2 separate regions of the Homo sapiens genome follow, and region 2 is linked to region 1. A link is an interaction called in ENCODE POLR2A ChIA-PET data of the cell type or tissue named here. Cell type or tissue: PC-9. All regions are shown on one strand. Each heading gives the region's core, and the rest is flanking DNA. Links, peaks and the distances in the headings are about the cores only. Region 1 overlaps KIF26B (kinesin family member 26B). Region 2 overlaps SMYD3 (SET and MYND domain containing 3).

What was found. Peaks named below come from ENCODE experiments on the same cell type or tissue, not always from the same donor. Only the 100,000 strongest peaks of a DNase experiment are listed, where the experiment ranks them.
Region 2: POLR2A ChIA-PET joins it to region 1 with 5 read pairs; 2 of 35 experiments call an interaction of 5 or more read pairs at or near these places.

What each region holds. Positions count from the first base shown.
Region 1 is chr1:245,174,900-245,179,293 of GRCh38, forward strand. All of the region lies in intron 2 of KIF26B (kinesin family member 26B), which reads left to right. Among named protein-coding and RNA genes, the nearest start is that of KIF26B, 22 kb to the left of the region's middle. In PC-9, for the core only: no CTCF peak of the experiment used is centred there; a DNase peak (open chromatin) is centred at 2,372; H3K27me3 peaks cover 1,670 bases.
Region 2 is chr1:246,007,272-246,011,665 of GRCh38, forward strand. All of the region lies in intron 5 of SMYD3 (SET and MYND domain containing 3), which reads right to left. Among named protein-coding and RNA genes, the nearest start is that of SMYD3-AS1, 99 kb to the right of the region's middle. In PC-9, for the core only: no CTCF peak of the experiment used is centred there; no DNase peak of the experiment used is centred there.

The DNA of each region.
Region 1 (4,394 bases), core at 147-4,146:
TAAGGAATGGGAATTATCATAATGTATACCATGGTGTCTGGCCACAGATGAAGTACCACAGTCATCAGATTATGAAGCCTCCAAGCTTCTCTTGCAGAGGACTCCTTCAAACCACTCTCGTGGACTGTGGCTAACTGGGAGTTTCTCCTGGGGGCCCATTGCTCATTCCTTGCTGTCTCTCCCGGTTGAGACTTCCCACCAGGGTGAAAAGCTAGAACAGTGGCTTTTGTCTTTAGCAAGGCCATTAGATGGTACAGTAACTGCTTTCAGATGCTGCTGATGTGGCCCAGATTCAGCATAGTGACCCAGAGGTGAAAGGCTACATATTCCATTACAACCCCTAGCCAATCTGCCTCCAGACTCTAGTGCATTTCAGTAGAGAAAGGAAGGAGGATAGGGTGACATACACACTAGATAGCAGCTAGAAGTAAGTCTGGGAAAATCTAAGAATGGAGCTTCAATTTCTAGAGATGCTTTTGTAAAGTGCATTACTTATGTGCTGTGAACGTGATCATGATGGATTATTCAGGTAAGGTGGAGACGAGAACACAGAGAATCAGAACAGGGAACTTGGAAGAGGCAAAGTAAACAGGCATGGTTGCCTGTTTATTTTGAGGTTTCGGGTGGCTATTAGCCCTACAAATGCCAGCTAAGGGCAAATTTCTGTTGGTTGAGATTCTTTGAGATTCTGTCAATGCAAGATTTTTTAAAAAGCAAGTATAAAAGATGAGAAGATGCAGTTTTGTGGCAAAGCGTAGAAAGTCACTAAGTCCACACATGATTAAAAATAGTGAAGAGACCATAATTCAAGTCATATGATCTCTTTTATTGTAATCATATTTACTCAAAAGCCTCTTCGTTTGTTCCATTTCTAATTGTTTTCTCTTCTTGTGTAGAGTTAAAAGAGTCACGGGCTTTATTGAAGGGTGGAGAAATTTTATTTTCAGAAATTTTGCCTCAATGTTTATTCCCTGTGAGACACTGACATTTTCTTCTCAAAACATATATATCTATATCTATATCTATATATTTAGATGTCTATATATATAGATATCTATATCTATATATATAGACATCTATATATATAGATATAGATATATAGATATAGATATAGATATTTTTTTTGAGACAGAGTCTCACTCTTGTTGCCCAGGCTGGGGAACGAGCTCAGCTCACTGCAACCTCTGCCTCCCGGGTTCAAGCGATTCTCCTGCCTCAGCCTCCCGAGTAGCTGGGATTACATGCATGAGTCACCACGCCCAGCTAATTTTGTATTTTTAGTAGAGACGGGGTTTCTCCATGTTGGTCAGGCTGGTCTTGAACTTCTGATCTCAGGTGATCCGCCTGCCTCAGCCTCCCAAAGTGCTGGGATTACAGGCGTGAGCCTTGTAATTACAGGTGCCTTGAAGGCGCCTGGCCTTCAAAACATATTTGTTTAGGGAAAAGTAGTGTCAGATCTATGAAGGTCATACTGGAAGTTGCTAATAAGTAGAATGCCATATTTCATGGAAGGAGACCAGAGTTCAGGAAGCATCCTTCCCACAGGGTCTATCATGGGATTTAGTTCCTTCTTTTTCTGCATCCCAGATGTTCCTGGAGGTGCATACTTGCTGGTAAGCCTGGAGTTGGAGGGATGAAAGCTACCAAAGGCCCTGATGGGTGTTATATAAGATGCCACGTGTGAGCCACTCCCCACAAGACGCCAACAAGCAGGGAACCTAGTTCAGCACTTTCATACCCAGTCTAAAGGCTTCTAGGAAACTGTGGGTCAGCTGGCCCACTCCTATTAACCATGCCTTCATCTGTAGTGGAAGGAACATGGCTCACAGGATGGGCTAGCAGGCGATGGGGCCTTTGACTTTCAGATTAGTCTTCCTGCGACTTTTAACGGTCATGTTTACTTTTGAATATAACCTGGGATGAAGCATTTATCAGCCTCTGGTACTTTTGTGAATTGGTAGTTTACAGCGGGCTTACTGGTAGCCTTGGCCAGCTCTTTGCCATAAAATCTTTAAGCATAGACACACAGGGGTATGGCCATTCCCTTTATTTTTAATTAATTAAGTAGTTTCTAGAGGGAGGGTTTCGTTCTGTCGCCTCGACTGGAGTGCAGCAGCATGATCCTAGCTCACTGCAGCCTCAACTCTCTGGCTCAAGCGATCTGCTTGCCTCAGCCTCCTGAGTAGCTGGGACTACAGGTGTGTGCCATCATGCCTAGCTATTTTTTAAATTGCTTGTAAAGATGGGGTCTTATTGTGTTGCCCAGGCTGGCCTCAGATGCCTGGCCTCACGCCTCCTGCCTTGGCCTCTCAAAGTGCTGGGATTATAGGTATGAGTCACTACATCTGGCCCATGAGTCACTGCACCTGTCCCATTCCCCCTGCCTTTATTGATTCCTACTTCCGCCTAGGATAACACTATCTCTTAAAAGAGTGTTGCCAAGAAACCCCATTTTTTTACATTCTATATTGTATTTTAAAGAGGAAACCCTATTTAGAGATATTTTTGTGGGAATGGTTTTGGAGTTTCAAACTTCTGAAGAACCTGGACTATGTTGGGGGCATTTACGGTGGCAGTGCACACGGCTCACACTGACGAATGGCTCGGCTGAGCAAGCCAGTGAAGCAGAGGGCAGGAGAGGTGACTTCCTGGCATCCTGGATCTCTGCAAATGAAGTTGCTGTAGCGCCATTATTTACCTCACTGTATGTGAAATGAAGGGGTAGGATTCATTGCCTTTTGGTTTTGATTTTACTTGTCCTTAGGGGTGTGTGTGTGTGTGTGTGTGTGTGTGTGTCTTTCCCCCTGGCCTTCTGGTGACGGATAATGGTGATGGCAGTTTAGGCCTGTTTCTGATTAGTAAAATGACCCTTCAAATGAGACTAGGAGAAAAATGCTCTCCTGAACCTCTGGAACCCTGGTTTTTCCTATCACAAGTTTAATGGCTTCAGGTCCTATGTTTTTAGCCGAGAAAATGAAAGACTCAGTCAGCGGGGATTAGGGTTTTTTGTTTAGAGAGAAGGTAAAAAGGTTACATGAAGATTTGGTGTGGGTTTAGACTGGGGTTAGCCTCCACGTAGGAAAGGTCTGAAGATCGAGAATGAGGCCAGGTTGTGCAGGTGAGCAGAGCTATCTTTGGCAGCTAGATTGGGATGTTTCTGGGCAGAGATATTTGTCCCTTAGGAGTGTATCAAATCACAGAGGTCACATCTGACTGTCACTGCTTTGTTACAGGAGAAAGACCTGTTCATCAGAATAATTCCTACGCTTTGAGCCACTTATTCAAGTGATGCTAGTCACGTTCAGAAAACAGATAACCTACCATGTGTTTGTGCTGTGCTAGGAGTTCTAGAGCTTTCAAGCACAACCGTATATCCGAGGTTGACTTTGGAGCTGTCATCGTGGGTTTGGGGCTGTATTTTAAAATAAGAGGAGCGGTGTCTTTTGGGCTTTGCTTTTTTTTCAAATGCTTTTTTCTGAGTCCCTTCAGTGATCCATTCTTGAGCTGTCTCTTCAGTCGTCAGTCTCTTGGTAGTCTTTATTCTAAGTTTTTTTCCTTTTTAATTGTAGTAAAATATGTATAGCATAAAATTTCCCATGTTATTCCTTTTTAAGCGTATGGTTCAGTGGCTTTAAGTACCTTCATATCATTGCACGGCCATCGCCACCATCCACCCACTTCCATCATCTCAAACCAAAACTCCAAATGCATTAAGCAATAACTTTTGTTATTAAAGTGTTTAATAATCACTTTGGTGCTGTTTAACCTCTTTACCCTGATTTCCTCCCCCTTTCTTGCTCCTTTTCTAGTAGTTTCTACTAATAGATCACCTGAGTAAGACTGCCCGTGTCAAGCCTGGTGTCACCTTAGGTTTTGGGGATAAAGGCTGGTGGTACCGCCTGTGACGTGGGCTTGCCACATGCAGTGTCTGAGTGGAGGGCAAGTGGGGCCGGCTCTACAGCCATCCGAGCAGACGGGGGCTCTGTCCCTTACTCCTCAGGCACCTGACGTTGGACTTGCCTCTGGGTAAATAATTCTTATCAAGCATTTACTTGGAACAATTCTTAACCATGTTTTTTTTTTTTAAATAATTACTGACATTTGTACTTTAAGCTGTATACAAATGTTCATATTTGACAGATATTCTAAGCATTAGAGATATTTAATGAAAACTTGTAAATAGGCAAAACGACATTTAAAAAGACTGCCCCTGTCTTTGTGAAAGCAGCAAATAGTTCTCTTGGCTCCCATTTCCCCCTCTCCACTCTAAAATATTTTTAAATAAAATAGCGTTTGAAATTCTCCAGAGAATGCTTTAAAGAGAAAGATCCACGTGACCTCATTAAGTCATTCATTCACGTATTCATTTATCACACATTTATCAGGCTCCCAAT
Region 2 (4,394 bases), core at 106-4,105, 830 kb after region 1:
ATTCAAGAGGAAAACTGATGCCATGAAGGATGGGATGAGGTGCTTTCTCTTCCCAGAAGGGAAAGATTTGGGTGCCTCGTGAAAGGGAGTCTGGAGTCAGCTCCCTGGTCAATGATCTACTTGCAGAGACAACTCTCTGATCTCACCTTAATAAATGAGATTCATTCACCTGGCACTTTGGGTTTCATGTAGGGGGAGAGATGGAAGAGTTAGGGGAATAAAAGGAGATGAAAGGACTAAAGAAAAGGCAGAAGGAGGCCGGGCATGGTGGCTCACATCTGTAATCCCAGTATTTCGGGAGGTCTATGTGGGTGGATCACTTGGGTCCAGGAGTTTGAGACCAGCCTGGGCAACACGGCGAAACCCCATTCTACCAAAAATAGAAAAAAAAAAAAATTTGCCAGGCATGGTGCCATATGCCTGTAGTCCCAACTACTCAGGAGGCTGAGGTGGGAGGATCACATGAGCCTGGGAGGTTGAGGCTGCAGTAAGCCGTGATCACACCACTGCACTCCAGCCTGGGAAACAGAGCCAGACCCTGACCAAAAAAAAAAAGGCAGTAGGGCATGACAAAAAATATACTGTGGGGCAATTTGTACTCAGACGTGGGAAACAGGATTAAATGCATTAGAAAAGAACTAAACTGAAATATTTAAAAATGACAGTAATCAGTTAACAATCCATTCCCCATGGATAAGAAGGCTGTGATTTTTACACCAAAGGAAAAGTGTTTAAGTCATAGTCCCTACCATAGGGGCTTCAACAAAGTGATGCCAAAGAAAGACTACTGTCCTACGAAGACAGCCATCTGGAGGAGGTCCTAATGGTATCACAAGCGATGTGACAAAAATGAAGTCCCTTCATTTCTCTCAGCCTTTCCTTACCTGTAAACAGGGCAAGAATGGAAGGCTGAAATAGCCAGAGGTTCCAAACCTCAATGGTAATGAAGAAACACAACCTGTGCATTGTATTCTGAAAGGCCTCGGAGAAACTGTGTCCTTATCCACAGACGCACAGAGCGGTGTTGGAGAAACATCAGTTACCACTTGCCTAGGATGTCTAAGGGCTCTTGACACATCCTGTAATGCGACGTAAATAAGAAATAAAGGTGGGCCTCACTGAAAGCAGAACTCCTCTCAGCCGAGGACTGGCTTAGCCTGAGTTTCTGGGAGGTGATCTGCCCTCTGGGCTTCCCCTCCCTCGGCCCATTAACATTTCTGTACTTAGAAGTCGGCTGGGATCCTGGAGGGCATAAGAGCTGTAAGAATGCCATGACTATTTTTAAAATTTTGAAAAATAAATACTAGAGGCTCTGGCAGCAACAGCGCTTGGGGAGTAGCCGTACCTCTGAAGTTTTCCTTTCCTTTCTCGAGCAACGCAGGGAGGGAGCTGTTTAATGAGGAGTCTCAACACCGGGGAACAAAGCAGTAGTGTTTGCACACAAAGCTTGGTGCTGGCAATTTTCTCGGTTTCGTTTTTTCATGCTGCCAAAGTCATTTGTTTTGAAAATAAGAGCCTCTCCTTTGCCCTCAGCATCCCTATTAAGACACTAAACCACAGGATTAATTCTGTTTAGGCCTGCAGAGTGAGGTAAATCCTCTGAGACACCTCAGCACCTTCCCCAGGTGAGACAGGAGAGTCCGGGGATGAAGAATTCGGCTCTGGAGTCACAGACTCAAGTTCAAGTGCCAGCCGTACCGCTTGCTAGCAGCGTGGCCTTGGGCAAGTCACTTGGCTTCGGTTTCCTCCTCTTAGCTGCAAAATATGAAAAACGGGCCTGCTATGAAACGACTGGCCCATAGTCAACACTCAGTAAATGATAACTATATAAAATAATGGTGGTAAAACCAGCAAAAATCGACAGGTGTGTATCGTTGGGCCATAATGTGAAACCACGCTCAAAGTACTTTAATATAGCATCCTTCAAGGCGCTCACAATGCTGCAGACTGTAGGAGCGAAGTCAGCAATACAGGTTGGAATTCATGTATTGGGGGCTATACTAACATATACAAAGTATACGTGATTTGTCTAGGTTGTTTTTGATGCAAAATAGCCTGAAGCTAGAGGACACCACCTACTCTTATCTACAGTGTCCCTTCTGTTTCTAGGAAGAGTCTACAATCCTAACTTTAATGCATTTTTGTCTAAACTAAGAGTCTTCACATTTTTTGAAGTCACAGAAATATTTGTGAATATATATTTTTAACTGGGACTTGATTACTTTGTAACATGTATGTGTGTATACACATACACACACGTACATAAAAGGGTAACAACGCAAAAGGCAATACTGGTTTGTGTATATATCATATAGTGGAAAGAATATTAGATTCAAGTTAGATCATCTACTTCCAACACTGCAGATGGCCAGAGCCGTAAGGCAAGTCTCTCCAATCAGGTCTTAGTATTCTCCTTATTTAAAAAAGGAGAAAGACATTAAAATACCTTCAAAATTATTGTTGTGACCCCAGGCAGAGTAACTAGAATGAAGTAGAAGAAGCTATTGGAATATGACGTTGTCTCATGTAAGATCTTTTTTTTTTTTTTTTTTTTTTGAGATGGAGTCTTGCTCTGTTGCCCAGGCTGAAGTGCAGTGGCGTGATCTCGGCTCACTGCAACCTCCGCTTCGTGTCGTGAGATCAAGCAATTCTCCTGCCTCAGCCTTCTGAGTAGCTAGGATCACAGGTGAGTGCTACCATGCCCAGCTAATAGGGAGGCTGAGGCAGGAGAATCGCTTGAACCCAGGGGGCAGAGGTCACAGTGAGCTGGGAATGCGCCACTGCACTCCAGCCTGTGCAACAGAGCAAGACTCCATCTCAAAAAACAAACAAACAAAACAAAAACAAAAAAACAACAAAAACCCCAATATTTTAAAACATAACAGTAGAAATTGTGTTTGTGAATGTCATAAGAAGTTTCTTTACTTCTTCTAGTTCTCTGTTGAGAAACAATACAGAATCGTATGCTCTGTCTATTGGGGCAACAATTCAATCACAGCAGGATAAAAATTGACTTTTAAAAAGTGACCCCCTGCTCTTGTTTTCTCCTCTCCTTCATCAGTTCACTACCAGACCTCACACCAGAGATGAAGCTTCTCCATGCAGAGAAAGACCTAAAACTCTAGCGTGATGTACTCATGGATAAGAATTGATCAACATGTATCCAGAGCCCAATGATGCCAGGAAGAAAGCCTAAACATAATTTAATAAACTCCCTCTCTGTTTTCTTCATTTCCTACTACTTTGGTTTACTTAAAAATGAGTGTTTGCAGGAGAAATCTGAGTGCATTTTTGGCAAGCAGCTGAGTTATCTTTGCTTATTCATTAAACGAACAGTGTGACGGAGAAAGTCCAAATAGGAAAGACAAGGAAAAATGGGGAAAAGTTGACTTCTCATCCCAAAATATTTCTTGGATTAAAAGGCAAACTCATCCAATCTTAAGGTTTAGAGGGCTAAAATAATTGTTCCATATGTAGCTGTTAGAAGGCATTAGATATTAACTATGGCATGGTGTCTATGGATATCTGCGTCATCTATTTAGATAGTATGTGCTGAATATCAAAAACATTAAGCTAAAGAAGGTTAAGGAAAGATGGTGTTTCCCCAAGGAAAGGTGTGCTTATCCTAGTTTGACAGTCTCCTAGGAAAACTTGGATACTTTCTTACATAGGAAGGACATATAACATGCTTCCAGAGTCACAGGGTTTGAAGACGGCTGAAGACGTCATCTTGTCCCCATATGCGGCCCAGGAAGAGCGAAGTCTAGCACCACATTGGGACTAGAAATCTACATTTTAAATCGTATTACAAATTTAGAGATCTAATGGTGTATTAGCAAGATAAGTTTCAAATACATCAACAAAATGATAGGCAGAAGGAACCTCAAAACTTTTGTGATCTGAATTCCCCATTTCATAGATGGGGAAATCAAGGCCCTAAGAGCTGAAGAAATTGCCAAAGGTTGAAAAACACTCCTCAAACACCACCTTCCTCCTCTCTGGGACTTCATATTATTTCATTTTCTTTTACTATTCTGCCTGAGCTTTGACTTTCTGGAATTTTAAATACCAATATAGGAATCATCAGCTGGTGTCAATCCTCAATAAGATGACTTAAAGTTTACTCATAATGGTTTAGCATGGTCAGAAAGTGAACATTATTCATAACGGTTTTTCATGGTCAGAAAGTGAACACTACAGGTTTGGCCTATGTGCCTGTAAAATTTAGAAAAAGGACATAAAAAGGAGGAGAATTTAAAAATCACCTAGACCACTGTCGATGCTGTGAGTGGGAATTCCTACTTACAAAGGCCCCAGTGCAAGCTCCCTCTTAGTTAGCTGCCTTCTGACCCAGCTATCTCAACAGAGTTCATTAACTCTGTTAAAACCACTAA